Regions from separate parts of the Homo sapiens genome. Here region 1 is linked to region 2. Evidence: chromatin loops called from intact Hi-C (ENCODE). Cell type or tissue: breast epithelium. All regions are shown on one strand. Each heading gives the region's core, and the rest is flanking DNA. Links, peaks and the distances in the headings are about the cores only. Region 1 overlaps LOC105374618 (a long non-coding RNA gene). Region 2 overlaps LOC105374618 (a long non-coding RNA gene).

What was found. Hi-C counts contacts between places; a loop is a spot of excess contacts. Peaks named below come from ENCODE experiments on the same cell type or tissue, not always from the same donor. Only the 100,000 strongest peaks of a DNase experiment are listed, where the experiment ranks them.
Region 1: a loop joins it to region 2, with 24 times the contacts of the local background. A loop is called at or near these places in 1 of 110 quality-filtered maps.

Annotation. Positions count from the first base shown.
Region 1 is chr5:2,004,835-2,021,131 of GRCh38, forward strand. All of the region lies in intron 2 of LOC105374618 (a long non-coding RNA gene), which reads left to right. Among named protein-coding and RNA genes, the nearest start is that of CTD-2194D22.4, 130 kb to the left of the region's middle. In breast epithelium, for the core only: no CTCF peak of the experiment used is centred there; a DNase peak (open chromatin) is centred at 4,087; H3K4me3 peaks cover 1,343 bases; H3K27ac peaks cover 2,320 bases.
Region 2 is chr5:2,113,591-2,129,887 of GRCh38, forward strand. It overlaps LOC105374618 (a long non-coding RNA gene), which reads left to right. Exons shown (of 13, transcript NR_171679.1): 12 at 753-947; 13 at 4,440-5,796. Among named protein-coding and RNA genes, the nearest start is that of CTD-2194D22.4, 230 kb to the left of the region's middle. In breast epithelium, for the core only: no CTCF peak of the experiment used is centred there; no DNase peak of the experiment used is centred there.

The sequences.
Region 1 (16,297 bases), core at 3,578-11,577, 110 kb before region 2:
CCTTGTGTGGGGCAAGAAAGGGGCGTTTCAGGCACTAGAGCCCTTGTGTGGGGCAGGAAAGGGGCATTTCAGGTGCCAGAGCCCTTGTGTGGGGCAGGAAAGGGGCATTTCAGGTGCCAGAGCCCTTGTGTGGGGCAGGAAAGGGGCATTTCAGGTGCTAGAGCCCTTGTGTGGGGGCAGGAAAGGGGCGTTTCAGGCACTAGAGCCCTTGTGTGGGACAGGAAAGGGGTATTTCAGGCACCAGAGCCCTTGTGTGGGGCAGGAAAGGGACATTTCAGGTGCTGGAGCCCTATATGGGGCAGGAAAGGGGCGTTTCAGGCACTAGAGCCCTTGTGTGGGGCAGGAAAGGGGCATTTCAGGTGCCGGAGCCCTTGTGCGGGGCAGGAAAGGGGCATTTCAGGTGCCGGAGCCCTTGTGTGGGGCAGGAAAGGGGCGTTTCAGGTGCTGGAGCCCTGTGTGGGGCAGGAAAGGGGCATTTCAGGTGCCGGAGCCCTATGTTGGGCAGGAAAGGGGTGTTTCAGGTGCCGGAGCCCTGTGTGGGGCAGGAAAGGGGCATTTCAGGTGCTAGAGCCCTGTGTGGGGCAGGAAAGGGGCATTTCCCAGCCCTCTCTAGGGCACAGCGGGATGCGGTGTGAAGGAGTGCGGAAGAGAATTGAGAGGTGGTTTCCTAGAGGATCGGAGGGCTGCTGGCATTTCTGCCACACTCTCTCCATGGGGTGGGGGCTTTACCCTCAGCTGAAGCCGAGTGAGAAGACGCAAGGGCCCCCTGGGTAGCCGTTTGGGTCTGGAGCACGACGCACAGCTGGGTCGAGTACCTCTCGCTGGCAGACTGCTAGTGGCACTGGAACTTCCTTGAGGTGAGGCTCAGAGGCTGCTCCCTAGGGGGCCAGGGACACTCTTGGGGAGCTGGGCTGCGGCTGTCTGGGAGCGGCCACGGGCTGCCATCCTGGGAGAAGACGGGTGTGAGACGCGTTCCAGAACCTGGGAGTGAGGTTCAAATGGGGGAATCGGCAGGAAGCCGCCCAGCTGAAGATCAGTAGCGTGACCGCTGGCTCACCTCTGTGCCTTTCTTCTGGATCCTTCTCTGCCTTCCCGCTGACACCTGCAGGAGGCAGAAGTGGCCGATGAGGGCAGGGGCGGGAGGTCGGGAGATCAGGAGTCCACGCACCAGCCTCGGGAGGACTTCCAAGCCTGCTGCGTGTCTGAGCTGCAGCCACAGTGGATTTCCCCAGCTGGTCATTGTTTAAACGACTAAGACCAGGCTGACCTGTGACCCAGAGACTCTACATATTAATTTTTTTAATATGAAAGTGACTTGACATGCTATGGAATCTACCAGAAATTTCACCGAAGCTGGGGTTGAGCAGGGAAAAAACCAGGATTTGTGCCACGACAAACCTATATCCACGCTGTATGCACTCGCCCCGCCTCAGATGTCCACCCTGGGGTGATTACTTCCCTGGTCTTATATTAGTTATCTGTTGCTCATAACTGACTAGCACAAACATTATCTCTCAGCCCAAAAAGACTGGGCCAGAAGTCGGGGCAGAGTTTCAGGAGCTCTCTGCTTGAGGTCTGGCAGGCTGAGGTCAGCAAGCCTCATGGGAAGCTCAGGGTCCTCTTCCCAGCCCATGCTTGCTGGCAGGTCTCTTTCCTCCCCTCTCTGCAACTCCTGAAAGGAACAGGGAGCACCTGCTGCAGACTTCAGCCTCCCCAACCTCAGACCCAGGTTTAAACGGCTCACGTGACTGGGCCAGGCCAACCCAGAAAAAGCTTATTGTTTTGATTAACTCAGGGTCAGCTGATGAGGCACCTTAATCCTATCTTTGCCACTTAACTTAATCCGTAGTCACGGGAGCCACGTGCCATGGTCTTCCCCACCCCTGCCACACCCTGGATGGGGGGCCATTGTTGTGAGGCTGAGGATGTCTGGGACTCCGGTCACCACCGGTCCTGCGTAACGACATCTCCACATTTGGTGTAGGGAACCAGGCTGATGAGCCTCGGATGTGTGTGACACGGACCAAAGGGAACACGGGCTCAGCCACGTGAGTTTCTCGCAGTAACACTGCAGTCTCGCTATTGCCGAAACGTGGAGTCTTCCTCAACTGCCTCGCAGGCATGGGGCAGCCACGAAGGAGCTTGCAGGTGCCTGTGGGAGAACAGAGCTTGGGTTGCCCGCAGAGTCCGGGGGTCTAGGGGGATGATGGACAGACAGGCCAGGCTTCCACCCATCCTGTCTCCTAGCAGATTCTGGGGAGCAGGGCTGCCCTGGGGCGTCCACGTGGCCCCTTGCTGCTGGGGCCAGGGTAGATCCACTGGGCTTCGAGTCTGCTGGGCGATGACAGAGTGGTCTCAGGGCAAGCCCGTCCACTGGCCTCGGGGGAGGACCAGGGCTGTACCGGCAGCGTCTGAAATTCCAGCTCCGCGGCCCCGGCGCCTCCAGGTGAACTCTGGGTGTGGTACGGGGGTCTCCGTTTCCATGAAACTGAACGACACGCAGCCTCTGACTCGGTGGCTGTCTTGGGATTTTCCTTTCAAAAGCTTTTACAGTTGCCTTCAAGCAGTCCGTTTGTCTGTCTCTTGTTTAGAACGAGGAATGACAATGAATGTTGGAGAGCCTCTCCCGCAGATGGGTGGCACGGCCTCAGCCTGAGGGAAACGTGTTCCCATCCCGCTCCGGGGGCAAGTCCCCGCCGGCTCGGACCCCAGGGAGGTGGAGGCAGGCACCGTCCCCTTGTCCGGGTGACCCTGTGTGGCCTCCCTGCTAAGCCCGCAGCCTGGGCTGGCAACAGCCTCGATCGGGGGCCGGGGGAAGCGGCCGAGATGTGGCTCGGAGGTGGCAGCTGGCAGGCGGGGTCCTCCAGTGACAGCTGATGTGTCGCGGCCTGAGCCTCCACCCTGGGCGTGACTCGCTTGTCCACAGCATCGGCAACTCTCTGAAAAGACCCCTCTGCTACATGTCACGGTGCCCGGAGGGAGGGAGAGCAGCCAGGACCCGAGGTCCTGCCAAGCTCATAAAATCTCCCTGTAGGGACCTGAGAAGCCAGGAGGACCCGGAGCCAGCGGGAGGGAGGCCACGGAGGGGCCCAGGAAGCCTGAGCTGCTTGGAGGGGGAGGCAGCGGCGACCCCAGCGGGGAGCCACACTTGGTGGAAAGAGGGGCCTCTGGAACTGGAGCATGGCGGTGACTTTGGAATTCTGTCCAGCTGCATTCAGCCATCCAGCAACAGGTCCCAGCGTGAACAGGTCCCCCGGAGCGAGCGCTCGGGAATGTCTCCTGGCCAGGCCTGGAGATTGCAGGAGGCCGGGCGAGGAGCCCCGCGTCTCCCCCGTTTCCGGGCCGTTGTTTTCTTGGCTGGATTTTGAGGAGGGTTAAGTGTCCCTCTTGGCCTGGCTGCTGAGTGGGGTGAGAGCGATTGCGTGAACTTGCTTCCTGGCGTGCGGCTGTGAATGCTTCTCGGCTCGCCTGGCTCCCGCGGTTTCCTTCCCAAGCCCTCCTTGCTGGCAGGAGGGAACAGACAGGCGGGGTGTGGATCCCTCCGGAGCTCACTGGGGGCCGTTCGCCCCGCTCATCACTCTGGCCACACTCCCTGCCCGCCCCTTACATTCCGGGCTTGCCTAGACAGGCAGATGGAGTGGGCTTTCGGGAAAGAGAGAGAGAGAAAAAGGAATCTTTTCTATGTGGCTGGTTTTGAACCCTTGAAATCCCAGTGAAAATAATCACACTAAATACTATTTGTAGCAGCCCAGAGACATGGAACACGGGCTGAATCCTTTGCGTTTCTTTGTAATTGGAAAAGGATGTTTTTACATCTTGACATTTTTTGACTCTCAGCCACATCTAGATAGAATTAGTGAGACCCCAAGAAGACATTCCATCAACGCTGGGTAACTGCAAGAACTTTAAACAGATCTGTCGTGATGTCTCTGAGAATGGCGGCCTGCAGTGACCTGGAATCCCACAGTGGCTCTGCCAGGTATTCCAGGAACAGGTCCCAGGGACACGCGTCTAATTTATTATTTATGGAGCAAATTATCGTTCTCCACAGCAAGCAGAGACCTTGACAAATGGGCCACCACTGTGGCTTCCTGATTTTCTTTTCTTTTGGGGGTGTTGAGGGTTGCAACAGACGATGCCCTAAAGACCTCCAGGGCTGTGCCTGTGCTGGACATCTGGCCAGCCCTCAGGGTCCTGGACTTGTCCTCATCTCTACTGCTCACCTGCTGCCTGCGATGCAGACCTGCCTCCCCTGGATGCTCACACACTTTTCATAGCTTTGTGTCTGGTGGGTGCAGCCTTAGTCTCCCAGGAGGCCCCTCCCCGACCATGGTCAGAGGGAGTCATGGACCACCTTCCAAGCATCAGGTAAGTCGTGCAAACCCTCCAGCTTATGAGGCTCACAGCCCCCTTGAGAGAGCCTGTGGGTGTGGAAAGTTTTATTATTTGGGAAATGCCGTGGCTTTATATCTATGAATGAGGATGGGTGAGTGTGGAGAGCTGCAGCTGTGTGCCTGGGCGGGGTTGGACTGTTGCACCTGCTCTGTGGGTGTTCACATCAGTTGTAAGAGTGGAGCAGAGGCAGCCGCTCGTCCCGCATCTGATGTGCAGAGGGGAGGCTGCGAGGTGTACCTTTGGGGGTTGTGTTTGCCAGGGGCCCTCGTTGTGGTTGAATATCTGTGCTCTGAGTTCCCCTGGAAGCTTATTTACCTAACAGCTGTGTCTAGTTAGCCTCACGGATGGGCTGGTGGTGCACATACTCGCTCCAGCCGTCTTTAGAAGCAACAAGATTCATCCTGAGCCTGGTTTGTGATTCTGACTGTAGTCATGGAAGAAAAGAAAAGCCAATAAGCTTTCCACTGTGTACATTTTCTGTAGTTTAACTTTTGAAAGCCTCTTGTAGCTTTATGGGAATATGAATAAGTGAGTCGATGAATACCTAGAAAGCACCCATGTTTTGCTGAATGATTCATTTTTAGCCCTTCTGTGTATAAAACATTTCAAGAAAATCAGAGAAAAGTTATGTTCCTAATGCTTAAATTGCAGCATAAAATGATACTTGATGCCGTGGGGCCATCCTGGTACCATTTAATGCCATTCGGCTTTAGGGCAACATTATCTCCAGTCCTCCAGCATCAGGTCCCGGTGGCTTAGGGGATGGGGGATCGGAGTAGTTCCAACAGGCATCCCTGTCCAGCCTGGTGCTGGGAACACGCAGATCCTCATTTCCAGGAGCTAAGGGTCAACTTGTGGGAGGATGGCACAGGGGCTGCTGGACAGAGGCCGTGCAGAAGGTTCTGCAGCGGGGGCGCTTGTGGGTCTCCTCCATGAGGCTGGAGCTAATGCTCGTCGTCCACTGCGCATCTGAACCATTGCATCCATAGTCATTACATGCTCCAATTGTCCAGGCTGCGGCCTCCCCAGGCCCTGCTGCTGTTGCTACAGTGGCTGCTATTTGGGGTCTGCCTGAGCACCTCTGGAGGTAGGGAGCGGGGACCACAGATTCCGGAGCAAAGTCCTCGTGGCGGCTGCATGCCACGTGTCTACTTGGTTGGGCCCTGGTGCCCAGATGCTTGGTCAAGTATTATTATGGATAATTCTGTGAAGGTGTTTTTGGATGAGATTAGCATTTCAATGGGTGGACTTTGAGTAAATTAAAGGACCCTCCATAGTGTGGGGCTTTATCCAATCAGTTTAAGGCCTGCACAGGACGAAGACTGGCCTTCCTCCCTCAGGAAGGGGTTCTGCCAGCAGACGCCTGTGGACGCAAACTGAACTTGCCCTTATCTGCACTGCTCACCTGCTGCCTGCAATGCAGACCTGCGGCCCCAGACGCTCAGACACTTTTCACAGATTTATGCCTGGTGGGTGCAGCCTTAGCCTCCCAGGAGACTGCCCTCCCACCCCCCTCTTCATGATCAGAGGAAGATACTGACCTCCTTCCAAGCATCAGGGTAAGTCCTGGAGACCATCAGCTCCTCCCTGGGTCTCCCGCTGATGGCGAGCCCCACAGATTTTGGACTTGCCAAGCCTACAGAATCGCTTGAATCAGTTCCTTAAAATAATCCCTCTTTCCATGCAGATATACACATTTTACTGGCCCTCTTCTCTAGAGAACCCTAATGCACTATCTTATTTGTCAATGTCATAATCTCTCTCAAAGAGAGTTGGGGAACTGGCCCAGGGCCCTGCAGTGAGTATGGCTCTAGATCCTAATCAAGTGTGTGTGGCTTCACAGCCATGATCTTTCCGTTTACCACATTGCAATGAGGAGGGAAGAAGGGTGCTAGGCAATGTTCTAAGCACGTTTGTTACCAGACAATCATCTAGGTGATCCTCTTGCCCTTTGTGTGGGAGCTCCTGTCATTAACCCCGTTTAACAGATGTGGGGACCATGTCACAGAAAGAGTAGGTCCCCTGTCCAAGGCTCCCCAAGGCTGGTCAGTGGCAGAGCCCAGATTTAGATCCAAGCAATCAGCCTGCAGACACCTTGCCACCCTGCTTGTGTCTATCACACTAGATTGCATCCCCATTACAGAATTTTCACCTCCACTTAGGGAGACATAAGTTAATATCAATAGATTTTATGATATTGCATCAGACTTTATCATATTGTAGTCCATTGATTAATACGTCTCCACATATATTTGATCATCAAATGGAGAAATTCATAGGTGTTAACAAAAAATATATCTATTGAGTTTGATGAAGGGTAGTTTATTACCTGCCTGAAACGCTACAGATGAGAGGAGCCTGCTAGTACGCCTCTGCATCTTGTGACAATGAGATGTGTGCGCCAGGAATGGCAGCCACCCTGGGCATGACCCCAGGACACAAGTGAGCTGCCCTTGGGGAGGGGCAGGGCGGGGCCCTCCTCCTGCAGCCCTGGCTGTTATCATGGTTTGCTCGTGGGAGTGACAAGCTAGGCACAGTCATTTGACACAGGCTGCTTCTAGATTAGAAATGAAATGTGGTCCTCAGTGCAATTAAAACGTTTCTGAGTCCTCAACAGGAAGAGCCGGGAAAGAGCAGGTTCTGTCAGAGCTGCCCAGGACTGGGTGGGGCTGGGTTGAGATTTGCTGGGCTGTCAAGGAGGCTGGGGCCAGGTAACGCCACGTGTCTTCTCTTTGTGTGGCTGTGGAGCACGGTGTGCATATACGTCCTGTTGCTCTGGCAAGTTTTGTGTCTTTTTGTTTGTGCTAGATGTCTGGAGGTGTTTAAGGAGAGCCTCTGTCCATAGGAAGCCAGGAGTCTAGATGTGGAGTGAGGTGTGTCTTTTGTGAGTGCGGTTCTGAATATCGCCCAGGCATGAGCGTCCTGTCCCTGTTGTGTGACAAGCACCACACACAGGCGCCGTAAACAAGAGAGATGCACTGCCTCACAGTCCTGGAGCTCAGAGATGCAAAGTCAGGGTGCTGAACTGGCTTGGTTCCTCCTAAGGCTGGGAGGAAGGAGCCATTCCCGGGCTCTCCCAGCTTCTGGTGGCCATGGGCATTACTTAGCTTGTAGATGTCTCCCTCCATCTTCACACTGCCTTTCCTCCACACGTCTGTCTTTGTGTCCCAATGTCTCCTTTCTATAAAGATGTAGTTATGCTGGATTAGGGCCTTCCCTCATGACCTGCTCTTCATTCATCATATCCACATTAGACCCTGTTTCCAAAAAGGCCACATTCCTGGGTACTGGGGTTAGGGCTTCAGCACCTTTTGGGAGGTGGATGCGATTCGATCCATAACAACCAGTGATGACATTTTCCCCTTCTCTGGGGAGATGGAAGGGTCTGAAGATGCTGCCGGCCTCCTTGCTTTCTGACAACTTTCATCAAGGTTGGTGTACATCTCACCTGGATCATTAACTCCTCCCCAGAAAGTGAAGTGTGACACCTGCAGGATCTGTGTCAGTGCTTCTTTGTTTTTAAAAAATTTTGTGCTTCACTTTTCTACTTCTGTTACAGAACAGAGAGAGAGATTTGCCACAGTGACCCAATGAGGCGAGAGAATTATGGCTGCATACTATGAGGGGCCCATGACTTCTGCCTCAGGGGACATTTAAGAAGAGGTCAGAACACATCCCTTCTTTGAAACAGACCCCAGAGTGCACAAAGGCAGGGCTGAGAGTGGGAGAAAGGACGCTGTGATTGCTTCCTGGCCCAGGCGAGGCCCGGTCACCTGGACAAGCAGAGTCTCTCTGCTGCCAGGGGCCCCAGCGGGGCAGCAGCTCCAGGAGTGCCCTTTCTGTCACATGTTCATTCACAGAGTCTCAGCGAGGCCCACTTGTGACAGCCCTCAGGAGAGTGGTCAGTGTTGGGGGTCTCTCCCTGCCCTGTGACCCTGGGGTGAGCGCCACAGAGACAGTGACCTTTGCCACAGGCAGACGGATGTTCAGACAGAGGCCTCCTGGTCTCGGTGTTCCAACTTGGCATGTCTAAACAAGATCACAAGCACTTTTTACCCCACTGCTTGTCTTGTTAATGACTTTGCAAGAAATCAAAGTAATGCTTTCCCCGTGACACCTGTGTGCATCCATGGAGGACCCTGGGGCCTGGGGGGTGGGAGCCCTGAGCTGGGAGGCAGACAATGTCAACAGCACGTCACAGACCACACGCTGGGAGCCACTTCTATGCCTAATGCTCCTTCCCATTTCAGGCTTGACCTGCACTTTTGAGCTCTCAGTGAACACCCCAGGGGCTTAGGGAGGGCCCAGGAATTGACCCTGTCATCAGGCCATAGTGACACGCAGAGACCAGGGACTCCTCGTTCAGCTCAGCGTGGAAAGCTCCCTGAGAGTCAGCACGAGGGTGAGAGGGAAGCTGGAGCAACTCTGGGTTTCCTCTTTCTCTCTACCACGTGGCCTGTGTAATCCATACTGCGGTCTTCAGGCTCTGGCTCAGGACAAGCTCTGAGGTGAACTTCTCCCTCTATGGGTCCTTGCAAGTTATTCTGACACAATGAGTAGCCCCTCCAGGCTGAGACAGAGGAGGACGGCTGCCAACAATACGCGGAGTCCTGTCCTCACCCACTCCACAGGGACGGGAGACGGCAAACATTCGATCAATCCCACTTCCGACAGTGAACCCTGAGGGAAGGGTCATGGAAACGTACAGATGATCAGGAACTGAAACCCTGATCAAAGAAGAAAACTGAGAGCAGTTTCATTGTGGAACAAGAGGGAGCAGGTTATAGAAATTGTTACGGGTTGAGTTATTGTCCCCCAAAAGATATGTTGAAGTTCAAACCCCCAGTACCTCAGAACGGGACCTAATTTAGAAATAGGGCCTAGCAGATGTGATTTGCTAAGACGAGGTCCTCCTGGAGTAGGACGAGTCCAACAAGCAGTAGTGAGAGAAGGATATTATAGCCAGAAGCGTAGAGGTAAGTGAAGGTCAGAGATGTGAAGCAGGTTAAAAAAAATTAGATTATGTAGAAAATGATCTTAGGAGACAATCTTTTTCTTCCCAGCTGACCTTAAGTGCATGGATCAGTGAAGCGGTGGCAAGAGTCCAGCTGGGCAGTCCTCAGGACTGGTTAATTTGTGTACTTGACAGAGAGCTGCATGCAAAATGACACAGAGACAGACACACAGAGGACAGCCTGTGATGACGGGGCAGAGACAGAAGCGGCGAGTCTACAACCCTCGGCACACCCAGGGTGGCTGCGACCCTCGGATGCCAGGGAGAGGCGAGGAAGGGTGTCAGTCAGAATTTCAGAGGGCACAGCACCCTGCTGACACCTTCAGGTGGGACTTTCAGAACAAATTCCTATTGTTTAAAGCAGTCCAGTGTGTGGTGCAGCCCTAGAAAAGCAGGACAGAAATTGTGTTACTTTCACAAGAGACTGTATTCATCCATTAAACAGCAGTGCCCTGAGAATAATGCTTGGTGACACAGGAAAACACTTGTGCTTCAGTAAATTAAAAAAAGAAGCGGATTGCAAACAGCATGTACTGTACAATTCAATTTCTGAAAAACAAAATATGTACTTATTCACGGAGAAAAATGACTGGAGAAATGCATGGCAATGTTCACCACGATGTTCTTGCTTGTGATTAAGATTGTGGATATTTATGTGTACTTTTGGTTTATCTTCGTTTCTCAAAGTTTCACAATGTATGTGTATTGTTCTGATAGCAAGAAAAAAAAATGCCGGACTTCTCTTAGCAAAGACAAATGCCAAGAGCAAAAATGTGTGTAACAAGTTTGGAAGACAAAGTTTGAATATGCTGGAAGCGTATGAACCAAAAAGGGAGACAGAGATCCTAACAGCAGAGCCAGAGATCCTTATACACAAGAGAAAGAGACAGGAAACATTAATGAAATACTCAAATGCTTTAGCAACATCAGAAATGCAAATGAAATCATTGTTTTCCAGTAAAATAGGGCAAGCGGTAATACTCAGTTTGATGGAGTTGGGTGAAATGGAAACTCCTTCTTCTGCAGGAGGGTGTGAGTGTAGAAGTTCCAGGATGGGCCATTGTGGGGACGCCTCAGGGGGCGCTGTCCGCTGATTCCAGAGTCTTTCCTGAGAAAGTAATTCCAGACATGAAAGATGTTTCAATACAGTGACCTCCAGCCATGCAGACCTGGACCCTATTAAAACAATGGCCAATCGGCTCTGGAGCATGCGAAGGACAAGGGACACATTCCCACCATTTTTCATGCATGGGGAACATTTTCAACATGAAATTAACCCAAGAAGGCCTTGATCTGGAAACGCGTCAGCACTGTGGTTCGGTGAGTGGGATTTATTGGGTGATTGTTGGCATTGCCCACTCACATGCAGTCTCTTGGTCTATCATGGCCGGGGCAGCCTCGGTGCATGTGTGTGGGTCCCAGAGGGGATTCAGATCCTGCAGCTGTGACCACCACTCTGTCTGCAGGGGAGCCCACAGTCAGGGCTGCCGCCGACTGAAGAGGGCTCTGGCTAGTTACCCACCTGCCAAATGCCTCAGTTTCTCTTTCTGTAAAGTAGACATGATATTCTTTGATTGTTATGAAAAACTGATATGTAGAGAAGAGTTAACAACAACAACAAAACCCAGGTGGAAACATATACAAGTTGTCAGTACTTATATCTGGCTAAGATTGCAGGATTATTTTTTATTCTCGGTTTTCCAAAATGTTAATGACTTGACAATATTCGTTTTTTATGAAAATAAAAATATCTCAGCTTCTAAATATATGCCCTTCCCACATAATGAGGTCTACCAAGGCTTTTCTGGGTGTGTGGCCACCTGAGAGTCTGGGGAATAAGCTCTGAGTGTGGCATGCGGGAGCCACCCGCTCACTGCTCACCACACCTCGGAGAGTCACCTGTCCTCATGCTTCTGTGAAGCCAGCATCCGTCTGGCCCCAGCCTTGCTGTGGGTCCCAGGGCATCAGGGAGCCGCTGACAGCGCCCAGGAGAAAGGTACTAGCAGAAGCGTCTGATGGCAGCATAACCAAATATTCAGAATTTCACATGTGGGAGATTTCTTTTCTGAGAACCTCAAAGTTCATACAAAATTAATTAAAGCAGGGTCTGTGGAAATAGCAATTATGTCTGTAGTATGTTTGCTTTGATGTTACATAGGTTAAATGGTATTAAAAACAGCAAAATATATGGCATGAAAATAGATAGCAAACTCTGAGCTCCTGCAAACACAACCAGAGCCTGTATTAACAGTGAAAGAGCCCAATACAATTGCAGAACATGACCATGAAATAATACTGGACAACAAACAGTATTAGGAGAAGTATATTATAGCCAGAAGTGTAGAGGTAAGTGAAGGTCAGAGACAAGAAGTATGTAAAGAAATAATTTTAGGTTATGTAGAAAATGATCTTAAGTGACAATCTTTTTCTTCCCAGATGTCCTTAAAGACATCCATCTTTGAAGCAGCAACTAGAGTCCAGCTGGGCAGTCCTCAGGACTGGTTAATTTGTGTACATGACGGACGGCTTCTTGTGCAGCCCATACTTTGAGTTGTCCAACGTTGCTGCTGCTTCTCCTTGCTGATGTCACCTGCTCAAATCTGTGAAGATGGTGAGGGCCCTGCAAGAGGAGGTTCAGGAGGTCACAGTTCAGAGGGGACACAGGCTCCAATACCAAACCCAGGTTAGGGATCTTGAAAAGATGATTGCAATTATATGGTGATATGGTTAGGCTTTGTGTCCCCACCCAAATCTCACCTTGAATTATAATCTCCATAATCCCCACAGGTCAAGGGAGAGACGGGGTGGGGGTGATTGGATCATGGTGGGGGCTTCCCCCATGCTGTTCTCGTGATAGTGAGGGAGTTCTCATGAGATCTGAGGGTTTTTGTTTTTTCGTTTTGTTTTGTTTTTGAGATGGAGTCTCACTCTGTCACCCAGGCTGGAGTACAGTGGCACAATCTTGGCTCACTGCAACCTCCGCCCCCTGGGTTCAAGCAATTCTCTGCCTCAGCCTCCCAAGTAGCTGGGATTACAGGCACCTGCCACCATGCCCAGCTAATTTTTGTATTTTTAGTAGAGACGTGGTTTCATCATCTTGGCCAGGCTGGTCTTGAACTCGTGACCTCGTGATCCACCCACCTCGCCTCCCAAAGTGCTGGGATTACAGGCGTGAGCCACCGTGCCTGGCCGATCTGATGGTTTTATAAGGGGCTCTTCCCCCTTCGTTCGACACTCTCCTTCCTGCTGCCTTGTGAAGAAGGTGCCTTGCTTCCCCTTCACCTTCTGCCATGATTGTAAGTTTCCTGAGGCCTCCCCAGCCATGCAGAACGGTGAGGCAATTAAACCTATTTCCTTTATAAATTATCCAAGTTTCTGAATTGGACCCATTCATTTAAACTTTTTTGTGCCTCTGGTATGTACATATGTACATATGTATTCATTTATTTATTTACAACCTGTGTAATGGGCACATTGAAGACCTTTGTCCCAACCTCATCGTGGAGACCTGAAATGCAAAGATGGCATCTCCACTGCCCCCTCCTGTACAGAACACAAACTGCAGGTTTTTGTACCTTATCACTGGCTTCGTCACAAGGAGCCAACTTCTCCAAATCTCCTGAGTGATGCTTAAGAGATGTGACATGCTTATGAGGTTTTCATGACACCAAAGAAAACCTCTCCTGGTGAATTTGGAGGCATATTGTCCCAAATCCGCAGAACCGCAGGCAGTCCAGAGGGACCCTTGGGTAACAGTGCTTGGACAAGGTGACTTCAATCCCCGTAGAAATGATTATGAAACATCAAAATATAATTCTTCTTGAGTAGGTTTTGCTTTCTGAATATTGCCTCAACGTCACTTTGAAATCAAAGGCTTCTATCTGACACCCGTCAATCATCTGACACACTTGCGGCTTGTCTGCCAGGGCCTCAGTCCTCTCACCTCCGTTGCTGTTTGTGTCTGGATGCGGAGCGTCTTCCTCAGTCCTCTCACCTCCGTTGCTGTTTGTGTCTGGATGCAGAGCGTCTTTCTCCAACAAAGAATGGAGTTGCTTTCAGAGCAGACTCCGAGGCTCGGGTCCAGCACTGCGTGCTGTCTCGCACCTTTCCTTAAATGCCGCTCTGGACGGGTGGCAGAGATTCACCTCCTCTGATGCAAACCAAACTCTGAATTTGTTTAGAGACACAATCAATTCTGTGCTTTCTGTGGTGGCAGGTGCTATGGAAATCAGGCCTAGAAATGTTTTTTGGGGTGAAGGAGTACCACAAAAATTTATAACCAAATTTGGAACGAAGCCAAGAAGAGATCAGCGAGTGCACGGAGACAGTTGGTGCGGTTGGCCTGATGATTCATGACTGGATTCACTGGGTGGGAGAATTCCACAGCTGCGTTACAGGATGCTGGATTCACTGGGTGGGAGAATTTCACAGCTGCGTTACAGGATGCTGGATTCACTGGATGGGAGAATTTCACAGCTGCATTACAGGATGCTGGATTCACTGGGTGGGAGAATTTCACAGCTGCGTTACAGGACGCTGGATTCACTGGGTGGGAGAATTCCACAGCTGTGTTACAGGACGCTGGATTCACTGGGTGGGAGAGTTTCACAGCTGCGTTACAGGAGGCTGGATTCACTGGATGGGAGAATTTCACAGCTGCATTACAGGACGCTGGATTCACTGGGTGGGAGAATTCCACAGCTGCATTACAGGATGCTGGATTCACTGGATGGGAGAATTCCACAGCTGCGTTACAGGATGCTGGATTCACTGGATGGGAGAATTCCACAGCTGCGTTACAGGATGCTGGATTCACTGGATGGGAGAATTTCACAGCTGCATTACAGGATGCTGGATTCACTGGGTGGGAGAATTTCACAGCTGCGTTACAGGATGCTGGATTCACTGGGTGGGAGAATTTCACAGCTGCGTTACAGGATGCTGGATTCACTGGGTGGGAGAATTTCACAGCTGCGTTACAGGATGCTGACCACTCTGTCTGCCCATCTCTGGCTCCAAACTGCATCTGGAGGTCAGCAGAAAAGAGGAGAGAGGCCTATGGTTGTGTTGACCTATCTGGGGCTTTGGACTTCAGGGACTGAGCAGGGCTGGAATTAGAACCAAAGTCTGGGCTCTGCCCTGTGCCCTGTGCTTGGCTTAGGTGGGGACAGAGTCAGCTGATTTCACATTGATTTCAGGGCCACGCTCCTTGAGCATTGTCTCTGGGGTGGGGTTAGATGCACACGCAGACAATCTCCCCTACCTGTCTCTCTCAAAGCACTCCCACCCAAGCCTCCTGCCACAGCGCAGCTCTGCCTGCCCCACACAGGCTCCACCCCTCCCTCGAGGCTCTGCATGGGTTAGGATCACAGCCCTCCTGGACACACCGTAGTGCCCGGCATGACACATGCGTCTCCAGTCTGCATGCCCAACTTCATCAGTAACTGTTTGGAAGATGCAGGCAGAGACCTGGAGACTTAGGGAGAGCGTGGGCCCACCTGGGTGCTTTCTTGGGTCACCAGGGGCCTCTGCCTGCAGCCACATCTCTGGCTCAGAGCAGCAGCCATGGCCCCTCTCACAGAGTGGCCTGCTCTCCCGTGGCCCAGGTAGTACCCTGCTCTGCCAGGCTGCACACACTGAGCACAAACGAGGAGCCCCTGGCAGCCCCTCAGGTATGGTTGCTGTCAGCCTCACACAGGACGGAGAGTGCAGTGTCGGGAGAGGTGGGAGCAGCTGGGCATGACATCTCAGCTTTCCAGCGGCTGTGGCGGTCCCTGCAAGCGTCCCCTCAAGATTAGACAATCACTTGGTAAGAATTCAAGGAGATGCTTTCTGTTCACTTTACCCTGGCTTGCCGTATGACCTATCAAACGAGTTTGGTTCTCTCCAGGTTGCTTTCGTGAGAAACATCGTGTCCATGTTCATAGTATAAACATTGATATGGTTTGGCTGTGTCCGCACTGAAATCTCATCTTGAGTTGTAGCTCCCATGATTCCCACATGTCGTGGGAGGGATCCAGCGGGAGGTCACTGAATCACAGGGTGGATCTTTCCCATGCTGTTCTCGTGATAGTGAAAGTCTCATGAGATCTGATGGTTTTATAAAGGGCAATTCCCCTGCACACGCTCTCTTGCCTGCTGCCATATAAGACGTGCCTTTACTCCTCTTTCGCCTTCCACCATGATTGTGAGGTGTCCTCAGCCATGTGGAACTGTGAGTCCATTAAACCTCTTTCCTTTATAAATTACCCAGTCTTGGGTATGTTTTTATTAGCAGCATGAGAACAGACAAATACACACATACTGCAAAAATAATACCAAAGCATACATTGGTAATCAGCAACATGTCCCAAAATTACTTTCAATAGGTTGTCTTAAAAACAGAATAAAACACAAATGCATGATTGTTCTTGGTGCTGCAGGAATCAGTCCTTGTGTGAGCTTTGGCTTGGGTGGCAGGTCACTGGGGAGCCTGCTGCTTTCTGGAAGATGATTTTATGCAACTTTATCCAATTTAAGCAATCATGAAAACAATCTACCAGAATTTCTGCTTTGTAAAGCCACTTGGATTTACAAAAAAAAAAAAATTTTTTTTCATGAGCCAGTCAGCCACTAGAAATGTCAGACAACACACTCATCTGGTGGTTGACAGACAGAAAGACAGGTCCATGCTCGCCGTGCAGAGAGGCCGTGTGGCCTCAGGCCGTTGAAGATGGGGAGCCGAACCATCCACCGGGCACCTGCACCTCAGGAGCTCCTTCCTGATCTGAGGCTGCCTCGGCGCCCACCTGAACACCGGTTCTCCACTTCCTTCCGGTTGTTCAAAGCTACCTCCATCGTGCACTTAACAACATTATTTTATTGATTCTAAAGTTAAGTGTACCCCCT
Region 2 (16,297 bases), core at 3,220-11,219:
AGGATAAGGATATGAGAGTTGCCTCCTAGGAGGCCAAATTTAATGATAGACTTTGGAAAACATACTCCTGGTGCTATATTTTGTGGTAAAACTAGCTTTGCCCTGAAACTCCTAATAAGGTCGGAAGAATTTTTCTGCCTGCCTGATCAAATGTTGCCCACAGCTTAAGACTGCCTGTTTCTGCACCAGTCTGCTCTGGTGTTGACAGAGCTTGCCGGCTAGCACAGCCCCATGCTGGGTCACAGCGAGGGTTCCAGTGAGTGAAGAAGGTGCCTGGGGGATAATCATGTCCCTGGTTCTAGACTTACTTTATATTCCTGTCTGTCCTTTCCTGCAAAACTGAAGTCTTTGGAATCAGCCCTTGCCCACACCTCTGGGATCGTGAGTGGGCTGGGGTGTGCGCTGCAGCTGGGAGAATCCACTTAGCATCCTGTGGGCTGTGAATGGGATGAGCTCAGCTCTACAAGGGTGGAGACTTTACAGCTATGAACCAAGGTCATTTTTTTTTTAAGGAAAATTCCATATTAGTGAATTGGCTTTTTGCTAAACTCCATACGTATAGAAAGATATCAGTATCTGTTGCAAATGGCAGATACAATTTTATGCACCTAATAATTTCTATAGATACTGAGATGAACTATGCAAATCTAGATTTAAGTGTATAATTAAACTGTGGCACTTGGTTTCTCCTCTTGCAGTTATAACTCTCAAAATTGCAACATAATTGATCATTGAAGATTTTGCCTTTTCAGGATAAAAGCCAAAGTGATTGCTCCAAATGGACATCCATGCCAGTCATCTGTGTAAGGATCGCTGAGTGTCTCACAAAAGCACGTGGGTATGAAGGTGGGGTTGACATTGATGATTAAACCAAGCAGTACAGAAGCATCGGTGCTGGTCACTTATCCCCGTCCTTCCCATCATTCGAGATCCCCTTCCAGCGAATGGTGAGTGAGAAGGAGTCAATACTCCCCGGACCTGGAGTGTGAGATTGCTGGTGGGTGGGTCGAGTGGGAGGTCTCAGGGCTGACCCAGAGGATTGTGTAAATGTAAGCTGTTCCCCTCCAACAGGCCCAGTTTGCACCGTGGTCTACATGAATGGCCCTCTCTGGAAATGTGGAATGAGTGGCCTGTGTGCTGTGCACAATGGCCTGAGCCCATGGTGCCTGGCAGATTCCTCCAAGTGCAGTTTCTCAGGCCCTGGCTTCCCTGGGAGGGGAGCTGGCCCGATTCTGTGGAGTGTGGCCTCTTGCCCTGCCTCCCTCTGCAGATCATTTCCAGCAAGTTCTCCTGTAGGCTCTTTGTACCTTCCCTTCTTGTCCCACTGCAGAGGCTGCCAGCTCTTGCAAAGCTTGGTGCTCAGGCTTTGCATGACTTGGGTCTAGGCATGAGCCTGTGACTGCGGGAGAGCTACATGGAGGGAAAAATGAGGTCCTTTCGTATCCAACCTCTCCCCTTATCCAAGAGGAAGGAGAGATTCACAGACTTTCGTGCAAAGGCCACCATATAGACTTGCTGGGATGTCGTCCTCAGAGGCCCCACTGCATGTGGCCTGGAGCTTGCACATTGCTGAGCAGGGGCCACTCCCCCTCCCTGGAGGATGGCCCTGCTGGCACGGCCACATTGCTTGCCCTTCCTGCCAAGTCAGAGAGATCTTTTTGGTTCCCTTAAAAGTACCCTCAAAATCCCTAGAATCCTTGTTGTTGTTGTTGATTTTTTTTTTTAAAGGAATGGCTTTCTTCCTGCCCATGTCAAATCATCAGGGGAATGGTACATTTCTGTCTCTCTGCTTCCCTTTCAAGATCAGGAATTGTCCTTTATTACTGTCTTCAAGATGGGAGTGGTTAACAAAATTATACCCACGTTGGGGGGATGGACTTTCTTTAGAAGGTTAGAGCAAGGTCAACCCCAGCTCACCTGAATTACAGGTGTTCTAGGTTACTGTATTAGTCTGTTCTCACACTGCTGATAAAGACATACCTGAGACTGGGTAATTTATTAAAAAAAAAGGTTTAATGGACTCACAGTTCCACATGGCTGGGGAGGCCTCAATCATGGCAGAAGGAGAAGGAAGAGCAAAGGGATGTCTTCCATGGCAGCTGGCAAAGAGAGCGTGTGCGGGGAAACTCCCATCTATAAAACCATCAGATCTCGTGAGGCTTCTTCACTACCATGAGAACAGGATGGGAAAAACCCACCCCCATGATTCAGTTATCTCCCACCCGGTCCCTCCCACAACATGTGGGAATTATGGGAGCTACAACTTAAGATGAGACTTGGGTGGAACACAGCCAAACCGTATCAGTTACAGAGGTCAAACTTCAGTGCATATTCTTGCAAACGAAGGGGACAAGAGTCAAGTTGTAGGATGACTGGATTTCCAGCTAAATGAGGATCTTTAAGAAAAATGACAGGCTTTTGTGGCTCAAGTAAAAGCAAAGATTTTTGATGCCTGCTTGAGCCTGAGGCTGGCAGGGCCCATAAAGCAGAAGCAGCACCCTCTGTGCCTCCAGCAGCTGCCGCCAGCCTCCGTCCTGGGCAGAGTGTCATCAGCACTGAGAGATCCTCCTGGGCTATGAAGGGTGATGAGTCGGTGGGTTCCGACACCAATGTTTGACTTACGTTTCTATGTTGTTTTATTTTCTCTCAGTTTCTATAAACTTCTGCAGGTCTTTGTGGAGGCAGTTAGGACATATGTATGTACAGAGTAAAAGTGAAATAACTATTATAATTAAAAATGTGATGTCTGGGTGTCTGTGGGGTGCTTGGGCCAGGGGAAGGCCACTGACATGTGAAGTGGCAGGAGGCACCTGTTGCCCAGGCCTCCCCCACATGACCCTTGGTGCCACAGCAAGATGCCTGGTACATTTGCCAAGGAAGCCTGAAGTTAATTTTAATTAGGAGTTGAGATGTCAGGAAATCTGGGTTTGAATTCTGGCTGGATGTTTAACTCTGTGGCCATAGAGAGACTAAGCACCATCTCTGCCCTGAACTGGATAATGAATGATCATCCTTCTTCCTGGGGCTTGTATGAGGGTTAAATGCCTGGGTGGTGCTCAGCACAATGCCTGGAAAAGAGCAGCTTCTTGGAATGTCTCAGCCAGCCTTGTTCCTGGCTGTGGAGTCCAGGCTGCCTGTGAACTATGATCACTGCAGCCATGGGTGGGACGGGTGGGAGGAGCACCCGGAAGCACGCTGTCTGCCAGTCATATCACTGCAGAGGGGGAGAAGGCACCAGAGCCATGGCACAGCAGACGGTGATGGGTTCCTTCCCTGCCAAGCACGGAAAAGAAAATGGCACCTTCTTCTTCGCCAACCAGACACAGATCCTGTGTTAAGCACCTCTTGTAGATATTGTGGTGTTCCCTCTGTGACCCCACCCTCTTGCTTAGATGCTGTGGCCTCCATTCCATGCAGAGAGAAACAGAGCACAGAAGCCAAGTGACTTGCTGAAGACCCTGTGTCTGGGTACAGACAGGATTCAAAGCCAACTTAACTGCCCCTGCAGAACCAGCGTCCTCTGGCATAAGCAGGACCCACCCGTTGCTCATCGGTTGTTTACTATGTCCTGGAGTTTAGTAAATGTTGGCTCTGCTGCCTGTAGATGCTGTGCACCCATTTCTACCAGAATTTCTAGGTTCTTTAATCTCTTTAAATGTTTGTTACTGTCTTAGCCAGCTAAGGGTGCTCCAACAGAAGCTGTGGATGGAGTGGCTCAAACAACAAACATTTCTTCCTCACAGTTCTGGAGGCTGGGATGTCCAAAGTCAAGGCACCAGGAGACCTGCTGTCTGGTGAGGGCCTTCCCCCAGGTTTGCAGACAGCGTTTTCTCGCTGTGTCCTCTCTTGGTGGCGAGGGCGCTGGGAAGAGGAAGCTCTCTCATGCCTGTTTTTTAAGGGCACAAATCCTGTTCCTAGGGTCCCACTCACATGACCTATAACCTGCCAAAGGCCCCATCATGAGATACCATCACACAGGAGACTAAGTCACAACACACGGAGTTCCTGGGAATCCGTGACAGCTACAAAGCTTCCTGCGGCACCATGGGGTGAAGAATAGTTCTTTGATTCATCAGTTATCTTTTCTGCACGGCCATTTCTTCATGTCATCAATGAAGAGCACTCAGAATTCATCCCTCCCGATCTCCCCACAGAGCCAGGTCCCCCGGGAGTAGATGGAGCACTCTCCGATGTCTGAAAGGAAAGCACGACTACTTTGAACACATTTTCCTATCTCCTTCACTGCCCAATGCCCGTGGAACTTTTGTGTCTGTATGCAGGAAGCGTGACGACAGTCAGGCAAACATTTCATTTGCTTCTTCAAAGGTTTTCTTACTATTTCTTACAAGAAAGCTAAGATTTCCTGGATTTGGGGGAAAATGGCATGTTTACAGTCTTTGCTTTCCCTTACCAATCTTTAATCTCACGTTTCTCTCCAGGCATCTTCTGGTGTGTGCAGGACCCGATGGAGGAGTGATGAGACCTCAGAGCCATGTCCAGGCTCTTCCAGTCAGTTGGTGGCCTCCACAAATGCCAGCCAGCCCGCCCAATGCAAGCTTCTGCTTGGCCAACGTGTAGCAGTTACGATGCAGCAATTGGAAGAGGCTGTGGGGATCAGTAATTCCAGTGGGGGAGCGACGGACACCCCTAAGAACCCATTCCACGATTTTAGTCCCAAATTGGATTTTGCTTGGAGAAATTCTCTGCCCTGTAGTAGTGGTTTTTAAGATCACAGATATTGGAGTAAGAAAGACAAGGCTCTTCTATTTGCTGGTCTATTGACTCACAGGGGAATACCAGAGAACTTGGCATCCAGAAAACAGTCAACAAATGAAGACAGTGCAACTAAGACCTGGGCGCCATGTTCCTTCCCTAAGGCTCATTTCACTAGGATGCTGTGTCAGCACGCGCACACACACACACACACACACTCACACACTCCAGGAAGCCTCTAAAAGAAATGCAAGTGTTCTCCAGTAGAAGGAGCATCGCTGAAATTTACTCAACAGCACGGTCTTCGTGTCTTTCCCTCCCAGGCCCACACTCTCAGCTGCCTCCTCCCCTCTCGCTCCTTTCCTCCTGTGTTCTCCAGCAAGGGTGAGGACCCACTGTCATTCAGAAAACCTCCTCCTAGTTTTTCTATGCAGGGAGTCATTCACACATCCAGCAAGGAAAACAGGGGCTTGTGCAGACTCTCCTTGGGAGGTAATGGGAGAGGGATTCTAAATGCTTGTCACATTTTTACCTGACACTGTTACTACCATGTAACTACTAATAACTAATGCCAACTTCTGAATCATATTTCCTATCATCTTATGAGAGAGAACTCTGTGGTGTATAAACACCAAATCACAAATCTCCACTTTACATTCTTGTTTGTCTACTTGTTTGTCTGTTTTCCACTGCAGTGCAGGAGCCCGTGGAGGAGACCCGGTTTCCAGCACCGAGGGGCTCAAGAATCTCAGGTCACCTGTGAGATGAGCTCTGAGCACTTGCCCACACTCCTGAGCATGAACATAAAGCCCCATCACATGCAGTGGCAGATGGTTAAGACAACAACCAACCATCTCGTCAGATAAAAGCTTCGCTCCACTTAAAGTGGATGATTTTTAAATTTGTTTGTAAAACCTTTGATATTTGACTACTAAGAAATTATAAGATCCCTATGGACAGGCAACTAATTTTCTACATTTCCTGGTTCTTTAAAAATAAATAATTGTCATAGGTCCTTATTAAAGCTCTCAGAATTGTACTTTTGATTTCTAATAAATGCCAAAATATATCTTATCAAATATTTACAGTGGAGTCAGGCATAAAGTCTATAACCTCAAGAACATGAACTGTCAATTTATACTACCGTGGACTCAATTTGGCAAGTTAAGGGGTGAGGAATGGGATTTCAGGAAAAGCCAAAGGGTCTAATTGTTTATGATACATATTTTAAGTATCTGTCATAAAATGTGACCAAGCCTGTTGTATTCTTTGAATAGCTGATTTCCCTGTTTTATCCCCTCTTTGAGTTATTTTCATACAGTTTCACAGATAACTGCAATACTTTTTCTTAACCTGAGATTTCTGAAGTTAATATGATGGAACTGCTGTGTGACACTGGAATTCGGACTGAGGGCGTTGAAGAAGAACAGGGCTTCCTCCCAGCCAAGGGCTCTTTAATGCGGAGCCTGGAGCAGCCCAGAAATCTTGCAGCAAATCTACAAGATGGGCCGTGACCGGGTCAAACGGAAATCTCTTTCAGTACTTTGTTCATGCCATGCAATACTCTTATTCTCATCATTTTGATAAGGAATAGGTTTTTTTCCCCTTTAGTTCCTCTTCCCTAGAGATATAGATTTTTAAGCTGATTTTGTGTCTCAGGCTCATTTAAGTTTTAAAAAATATTTTCCAAGATAGATAAAACATTTTTTTTCCTCTTGGAATAATGAGTATTTATTGACATTCATTTAGTGTTGTTTCAGCAGACTGCTTCCCACTTGACCCCTGCCAGCCCCCAGGAGTGCGTTTTGGATTAGAGGAAAATGTGGAAAATTTTGAAGTGCTTTTAATCTAGTAAAACACATTGGGATGGTGTTGAACACGTTTATTAAAAATTACATGTGTTTGCATTGGCAGGAAGCATTCCAGAAAATGTCAAGAATTTCCAGGCACTTTGTGGATTTTCCAGATGATAAATGATAATTTTGCTGCTTTCATTAGCTGCTGAATTTTCTTAACTCACCCAGCATTGATACAGACAGAGCAGGGCATGGCAGACCCCGCAGTTCCGTTTCATCATACTTGCTCACTACACGATGTTGCTATGCATCCATGGACTGACAGATTGTCTGGGGGATCTTGTAGGTACCATTTCTCCTCCTTCCAGTAAAAGCAATCCTAAAGGTTTTCAAAATAATCAATTGAGAAAGTACTACCATTATTAAAAAATATATATTTTTATTTATTTTTAATATATTTTAATATATTATTATATTTATTTTAATATATTATTTTTATTTATAAAAATATAAATTTTTATTTATTATTTTTTGAAACATTGTATCCTTTGACCAACATCTCCCCATTTTTGCCCCCACCTCCAGGCCCTGATAACCGCATTCTACTCTCTGCTTTTGTGAGTTCAACTGTTTCAGGCTCCACATATAAATGAGATCATGCAGTATTTATCTTTTTATGATTGGCTTATTTTGTTTAGCATGATGTCCTCCAGGTTGATCCATGTTGTTACAAATGAGAGGATTCCATTCGTTTTTATGGCTGCATAATATTCCATCGTGTACATATACCACATTTTCTTTAACCACTCTTCTGTTGGTGGACATTTAGGTTGGTTCCATATCTTGGCTATTTTGAATACTGTGATGAACAGGGGAGAGCTGATACCCCTTGGACACACTGAGGTAGGTTGAAGAAATACTCAGTAGTAGGATTGCTGGATCTCTTGGTAGTTCTGTTTTTAATTTTTTGAGGAACCTCCATACTGTATTCCATAGTGGCTATACTAGTTTAATTTTTACCTATAGTCTACAAGAGTTCACTTTTCTTCACATCTTCACTGATACTTATCTTTCATCTTTTTCATGGTAGCCATTCTGACAGGTGTGAGGTGAGAGTTCATTGTGGTTTTGATTTATATTTCCCTGAAAACTACTGATGTTGATCACTTTTCCATATACCTATTCGTCATTTGTGCATCTTCTTTTGATAAATGTCTGTTCAGGTCTTTTGTCCATTTTTAAATCAACTTACTTGGTTTTTTGCTGCTGAGTCATTTGAGCTCCTTATATTTTGGATATTAACCAGTTATTAGTTGCATGGTTGGCAAATATTTTCTCATATTCTGTAAGTTGCTTTTTCACTCTGCTGATTTACTGTGCAGAAGCTTTTTAGTTTGATGCAATCCCATTTATCTATGTTCAGTTTTGTTGCTTGGGCTTTTGGGGTCATATCCAAAAAATCTTTCCCAGACCAATGTCAAGAAGCTTTTCGCAGCTGGGCATGGTGGCTTCTGCCTGTAATCCCAGTACTTTGGGAGGCCGAGGCAGGAGGATTGCTTGAAGCCAGGAGTTCAATACCAGCCTGGGCCACAAAGTGAAACCTCATCTTTACAAAAGCAGTTTTTTATTTTTAATTAGCTGGCCACAGTGGTGTATGCCTGTAGCCCTAGATACTTGGAAGGCTGAGGCAAGAGGATCCCTTAAGCCCAGGAGTTAGAGGCTGCAATGAGCTATGATTATGCTACTGCATGCTAGCCTGGGTGATAGAGCTAGACCATGTCTTTATTTAATATTTATGGTTTTTTTTCTAGTAGTTTTACAGTTTGGGGTCTTAGGTCGGTATATACTTTCTGTTCATTTTTATATATGGAGTGAGATAAGGGTCTAATTCCATTCTTCTGCATGTGAATATTCAGTTTTCCCAGCACCATCTATTGAAGAGACTTTCCTTTCCTCATTAGTTTCTCTTGGCAGCTTTTTCAAAGATCAGTTGATCATAAATGTGTGGATTTATTTCTGTGCTCTCTATTCTGTTCCACTGGTCTATGTTTCTGCTGTTTTTATGCCAGTACCATGCTGTTTTATTACTATAGCTTTGTTTTAGATTTTGAAATCAGTTCGTGTGATGACCCTGGCTTGATTCACTTTGCTCAAGATTGCTCTGGGTATTTAAGGTTTTTTTTTGTGATGTCACTGGAATTTTGATATAGATTGCACTGAATCTGTAGATAGTTTTGGGTAAAATATTCTAAGTATTATCACAATTAAAGAGATTCAGTAAAAACCTTACAAGACTAAATTTGCCAGCAACAAATCCTTTTAATTTTCCTTCCTCTGATAATTTCTTCATTTCCTCCTCATTCCTGAAGGACAGTTTCACTGGCTATATAATTCATAGCTCACAATTCTTCTTTAAGTACTTACAAAAATGCTGGGCCACTTTCTTTTTGCTCTAAGTTTTGGGGTAAAAAAGCTGCTGTTATTCAACTTGGGGTTCCCTTGTAGGTCAGGTGCTGCTTCTTTTTGGCTGCTTTCAAGATTTTTTCTTTGTTTTTCATTTTCAGAAGTTTAATTGGGGCGAGTTTGTGAGTTTCTTTTGTTGCTGTTGTTGTTTCTTGTGTATTTCATTTAGGGTTTGTTCACTTTGTTGTATGTGTAGGTTTGTGTCTTTCACCAGACTTGCAAAGTTTTCACCCATTATTTCTTCAAATACTTTTTCAGACACTGTATTAGTCCATTCTCATGCAGCTATGAAGAAATGCCTGAGACAGGGTAATTTATAAAGGAAAGAGGTTTAATTGACTCACAGTTCTGCTTGTCTCGGGAGGCCTCAGGAAACTTACAATCATGGCAGGGAAGCAAACATGTCCTTCTTCACATGGCGCCAGGAGAGAGAAGAATGACAGCTGAGCGAAGGGAGAAGCCCCTTATAAAACCATCAGATCTCATGAGAACTTACTCAGTATCATGAGAATAGCATGGGGGAAACCGCTCCCATGATTCAATTACCTCCCACCAGGTCTCTCCCATCACATGTGAGGATTATGGGAACTACAATTCAAGATGAGATTTGGGTGGGGGCACAGCCAAACTATATCACACTCTGTTTCTCTCATCTCTCTGAGACTCCAATGGTATGACTATTGCACCTTTTGTTACTGTGCCACAGGTCCCTGAGGGTCTCTTTATTTGTTTTCATTCTATTTTTCTGTTTCTCAGGTTGGGTAAATTCTATTAATTTTTCCTCAAGTATGCTGGTCATCTCCTTTGTCATCTCCACTTTACTGTTGAGCCCATCCAGTCAGTGTTCCACCTTTGGGATTTTTCAGTTCTACGATTTTGATTTGGATAGTTTTTGTAACTTCTATTTCTTTGTGGTGATTTTTAAAAATTTCTTTCCAATCAGTGTTCCATCGTTGTGATTTTTCAGTTCTATGATTTTGATTTGGATAGTTTTTGTAACTTCTAAATTTTTAAAATTTCTTTCAAGGCAACTTGTAATTTATTGGTGAAGAATTTTAATGACTGCTGCTTTAAACTCTTTGTTAGATAATTTTAACTTTGGAAACATGGTTGTATCAGAGAGCTGTCATCAATTGATTGTCTTCTAAAATTCAGAATGTGATTTTTTGTTTATTGGTATCGTGGGTTGTTGTACCCTAGGCATGTTGTCTCTCATGTTAGGAGACACTGGGTCCTACTTGCTTTTTTAATTTCAGCATGCAGTCCCCCTGCTGTATTTTGGCATGCAGGTCCCGGCCTCCTTTGAGAGCTGTGGTTCCAGTGGTTTATTCTGAGGGCTTTGTGGGGTTGTTTTCATCTTGGTTTAGCTGCTGCTCGTGAGGCTCACACTGGTCTCTTCTGGGACCGCCTCTGGGGTGGAAGGGGCTTCCCCAGGCCAGGGCACCGGGTGTCTCCTAGCAGCGACAAGGAGTCTCCAGCCAGGAGGAGGAAGGGGCCTGACTTGGCAGGTGTCACAGGGGCTCCCCAGGTGCCCCCAGCTGTCCCAGTGTCTCTGGCATGGGGGTCCCAGGGCTCACAGGGAAAGAGATGCTTCCCTAGGCACTGATTGTTACTGAAGGTCTCAATTGATCCTCTTTCCTAGCAATGCCAAGTCCTTCGCGTGGTGTCAGAAGAACTCCGGGTTGATCCCAAGAGCAATGAGCCTCCCTGGGCTGCCTTCTGCCATTGTGTTTGAGAAGTGCTGGGTCTGAGTGGTCTTCTTAGTTGGTTAGGGACTTAAGGTGCCCTGCCATGTGTTATCTTTTCAGTCCTGGGTTCCCAAGGCAGCTCCCCTTCTTTGCACTGCCAGCCAGAGTTCCCCCTTGGGTGTTTCCTGCCTCCTGCCCGGGGTTCACAGTCACGCTCTGCAGGAGGAATGGGCAGAAGCAGCTCAAAACCATGGTGTTCAGCCCAGACAGCTGCAATTTGGCATTTGACTCCGTGATGCCAGGGTGTACTCATGACGTGTGCTTCTCCAGTTCTTCTCTAGGGCAGCCTGGACGCGATGCTAATCCGGTACCAAGAGCACCCTCACACCAGCACGCTAGTCTCCAAATGTCATCAGTTACAGGAATCCAGGGCTGCTTGGCCTATTGGCAGATTCCAGGTGTAGGGCGGGAAGTAGAAAGGACAGCTCTGGAGCATCTGTCACCTCAGACAGCAAGGAGGTGCTCGGTGACAACCAGAACCAGGTCACAGGACACAGGAGCCCACAGGAGAGGCCCCCACTGGCCCAGCAGGGGCCAATCTGAACATCCATAAGGGTGGCGAGGCCATGGGTGGAAAAGCGTCACTCTCATTAATGCCTATGAGTTCCTAATTGTGCTAAAACAATCACAACCATCAGCATCAACCTTCAGAGGTTGCTAGGGAACCAGCTCATTATTCAAAAATCTGCTGCATAAAAGGTAAGAAAACTGAGCATTTATCTTGCCTTCCCTAAGGGACAAAGCCCTTCAGAGCATCCATGTAATCGATGCATGTATAATATTGGGCAAAGGGAAGAGGCTATTGCCAGATCCGGGAGGCTGTGGGTTCTAGCAGCAGACTTCCAAGACACCCCAAGGAATGGGGCAGAAAATGGCTCTGGACATGCCCATGCCCCTTCATGCCACGTTTCTTGAGGAGCTCTGATATGAAGTGGAAGAGGGTGGGGATTCCCAGGACCGTGCCTGAAGAGCCCTGCATTTTAAGGGGGTGGAGCAGAGGGAGCAGCCCAGGGGAGCAGCAGGAGGACACGCCAGGTAGGATGGGTGGTGAAGGCAGGGACAGGCAGGGCTTGCAGGAGGAAGGCAGGCTGGCTGGCTGGGAGACCCAGGAAGCCCACAGGATGAGATGAAGCTGTAGCAGCAGCTGGAGTATTGGGGGCTGTCCTGATGGAAGGTGGGTGGGATACAGGTTGCAGTGGCCTGGGGGTAAGGGGAAGGGAAGAGCATCTGTGATGTGGGGAAGCAGCTGGGATGGTGGAATGTGGCTCCAGGGAGAGTAGCTTTAAATCTTGATTCAATGCGAGAGACCACAGTGCACTTTGTAAGGTGGACCCTGTGAGGGAGTGTTGGGAGGAGGGCCCAGGAGGGGCAGGCCAAGGGGAGGGCAGTCAGCTGCTGCTCCTCAGCAGGAAGGAGGGGGGTCAACTCCCACGGGTGTAGACTTGGGTGTTGGGGGTGGATCTGTGCTCTGGTGGATTCTACTTCGTCTGTGCTGTAGAGACAATTTTCCAACATCGGTCTCGTTCCTGAGAGTTATAAGAGAGTTGGAAAAGTCAGAGGCTGACAATGGAGGGGACATTTCTGAGTAACTTTTGCTAAAGGTGAGAGAGCGAGATGCCCAGACAGACAGTAAGCTTGCAGGGTGATGGATACAGGTGGGGAGACTGGGCGGGGGACCTTTCTATCTTCAGAGCTTTGCTGCTTAAGGCACAGGCTCAGAAGAGGAAGAAGACGGCCTGCCCTGCTGGCACTTTCCCAGGATGGGGGGAAAGGCATGGAGGCGTGTGTGAAGGTGCTCGCAGGGATGGACCATGGACTCCAAGCCCAGTGTGAGGCTGTGGGATGGGACATGGCTGGAGACTGTGTCCCATGAACGGGGAGCCTGCTGCAGCTCAGTGTGGAGCAAATGCACTGAGGAGCTGAGGGTGGGGAACCTTTCCACGGGTGACAGATTCGCCCCAATAGCGGGAGGTAAATAGGGCGGTGGGCGCCAGGAGGCTGAAGGATGTGCTGACCGTGCTATTCTCTCTGTCACCTCTGTTGGTGCTTATTAACTGAAAAACACATTTGTGTGGGCAGGGAAAATGTTAATGGATCTGGGCATGTTTCCTTTAATACAGATTTCACAAGAAACCAAAAGCAAATTAAATTACATTGTTATGGTATTTTCCTCACTATTTAAATTTGTGAAATGCCCACAGGTGCTGAGGACGTATCTGAAGGGGAAACTTTATTAATCTCTGGACAGGAAAGGAGGCGGGATGCCTATGGGACCGTCCTGAATTGCTGTCCTACGATGGTCGGGCCCTGCCGGAGAGAGGGTTCCTCCGACTTTGCCAGGGCTACTGAGAAGGGGACACAGTCCTGGGCCCAAGAGTGAGGCCAAGCTTTGGTTTTCCACCTATCCAAAAAGGAAGAGCAGAAGGCGCTAGGTGGGTTCTGGAAGTTAGTCTGATTTGCCAGCTGGACTGGGGGCTCCTCTGTTTTGTAGAAGAGACTCTGGCGGTGGGAGAGAGACAGCCACCATAGGTGCAGAGGACCCCAAAGCACTGGTCTAGGGCTACAGCATGCTTTGGTGTGGGGAAAACACATCCTGAATTTCCAAGAAAAATATTAAAGGTAAGCTAAATTGTGCATTAACAAATAATCAGTTTTTTTAGGAGTTTTAGATTTATAGAAAAACTAAGCAAAGTGTAGAGTACAGAGAGCATCCATATGCCCCACCCCTTGTTCTCCTATTATTAACATCTTGCAATAGTGCAGTACAGCTGTTACAACTAATGATCCAATATTGATACGTTATTACTATTAACTAAAAGTCCATGGTTTACATGAGGGTTCACTCTAGGTATTGTACAGTCTGTGGGTTTGGACCAGCCTACGATGACATGGACTCACCATTATGGTCTCATCCAGAGGAGTTTCCCTGCTCTGTGCTCCACCTGTTTCTCCCTCCTCTGAGTCCCTGGAAAACACTGATTTTTCCACTGTCTCTGTCGTTTTGCCTTCTCCAGGGTGTCATAGGGTTGGAATCCTACAGGAGGCCGCCTTTTCCGACTGGCTTTTTTCACTTTGCCGTATGCATGTAGCGTTCCTCCGTGTCTTTTCGTGACTTCATAGACCATTTCTCTTTAGTGCTGAGTAATATTTCACTGCGTGGGGGTAACCACAATTTGTCTGTCTACTTAACAGACAGGCATCCTGCCTAACTAGTTTTTTTTTTCTTTTTTAGGGAAAAAGCATTAAGATTAAAATGTAGACTTTTTAAGGGAAAGATACTTTGTGGTCTTTGGACTTTGATTACGAGCTTAGGTTTTCTAAGGTGCCAGGCGACCTTTCAGAGAGATCAGAAGCAAAACGTAGCAAACCACCATGGGCCAGGCCACTTTGGGGTCCACCAGTGGCAAGACCCTCCCAACCAGCAAGTCAAATAAATACGAGCCATCTTCCACTTCTGACAGAGGCCTAGTTAGCCTGTGTAACAGCAACAGTAAAAGTAAATTTAGCATTCCTTTAATTTTGAACATTTGACCATGTGAACAGCTTCACGACGAAGGTGAAGGAGGTTTGCCTAAAGCCTCTCCTGTGCTGCTTGGGCTGTGTCCCTTCAGTAAGATGGTTTCTGACCCTCTATCTGATGGGGAGGATGGAACCATCTTCCTCTCTCTAATGGGAAGCACTGAACCTATGGCTGAGTGACTGGGGAGGGAATTAGGAATTCAAGACCCAGAAATAAGGAAAATCCACAAAAATGTATGCTATACAACTCTGTTTATATATATATATATATATATATGTAAAACTTACCTTCACTTGGCTGGGCGTGGTGGCTCAGGCCTGTAATCCCAGCACTTTGGGAGGCCAAGGTGGGCAGATCACCTGAGGTAAGGAGTTCGAGACCATCCTGACCAATATGATGAAACTCCATCTCTACTAAAAATACAAAAATTAGCCGGGCGTGGTGGCAGGTGCCTGTAATCCCAGCTACTTGGGAGGCTGAGACAGGAGAATTGCTTGAACCTGGGAGGTGGAGGTTGCAGTGAGCCAAGATCGTGCCATTGCATTCCAGCCTGGGCAACAAGAGCAAAACTCCGTCTCAAAAAAAAAAAAAAAATTACCTTCACTCACAACAAAGTTTGGTCATTAGACTGAAATGTATAGGGTTAAAAAACCATTTCTCCTGTTAGCACAAATAGTGATGACACTACTTCTTTTTTCTTGCTATGTTTAATTTTATAGATAGAACAGACATATCACCACAGCTGTTTTTAGAAGCAGAATTTTGGGGAGAAACATGGTTATTAAAAAAGCCAAATAATTGGATATAAACATTTAATTATTTCCCTCATTTTCATCATCCCTGTAGATGTCATGTCACTTTTATGCCCAAATAAAGCAAATGCAAATGTATTCTATAAATAAAGCTAGGGTTGTTCTCCAGATGAGAACATGGGAATGGCATTTCGGAAGGGAGGTGAAAACGTCTCCCAAACGCACCCGTTCCCATTACCCATCATTTAGGTGTTGTCCATCAGAGCTGTTTGCATCTGGCGCTGACACCGTGCAAAATTCATTCATGGAAACTTTCAGTCACACTTGAGAAGTTTGGCAGATGGTGTCTCTTCTCATTTAATTTTTTTTTCCAATTTTTTTTTTCACATAACTCTCTCTCTGGGCCCTCGACCCCCCAGCTCGATCCCTTTTTTGAGGAGAGATCTAATCAGTGGCGTGTTAAACAGGAGGGGATCTTTTATGTCTGTGGCGTTGGGACAAGCGGAGCGCGGCTGTGGATCACCAGAATAAACAACGTGGGCCGATTCAATTACAATGCGGCCCGGCTTTTATCTGGTGGTGACATCATTTCAATCAAAATGTAAAATAATACAATCCAACAGTTGCAAGAGGCAGAGATAGGACACAGGCGGCTGCACTTTGTCGTTTAATAAAAGAGAGGGGAAGGGGACCCCTCCTCCTGACAGCGGTGAAGCCTTCCAGTCCCAAATCTCCATTACCTGCTCTCAACGTGCTCACAGGAACCAAATGCAGGAGATTGTCTATTACTTTTGGTCAGTGGAAGCCGTAATGTAGGCTACAGACTCCTGTCCTGTTTTTTTCTTTGTTCGTTTAATTAACAGAAGCATGAAATCTTCCTATTGGCAGCTTCTATTGCTTTTCCCCCTCCGAGCAGGGACTTTGTTCATTTCCTTTGTCTCCTTTGAAATTTTTTTTTTTTAAACAGTGATGTTTTTCAAGAACCGCAAATCATCATGAGAAGAAAAACATAATTCAAGGGCAAATATATCGTCTCGAAAGGGCTTAGGCTGCCGAAGCAATTGGTGGCACGTTTCCTTCTCCGCAGCACTTTGTGTGAAAGTTTCCTTTCAATGCCAAGACTTTCAGAGTCCTCGGGGAGAGGTGAGAGTGACGATAAGCACAATAAATCCAGTGCCGTCCACCCTGCTCCATAGCAAAGAGGGAGAAAAGGAGGGTGCAGCGAGGGAGAGGGGGAGCAGAGCCGTGACTCTGCAGCCGGCCTCTGTGGGTGAGCAGCCGGCCTCCAGCTGCCCTTTCCGGTTC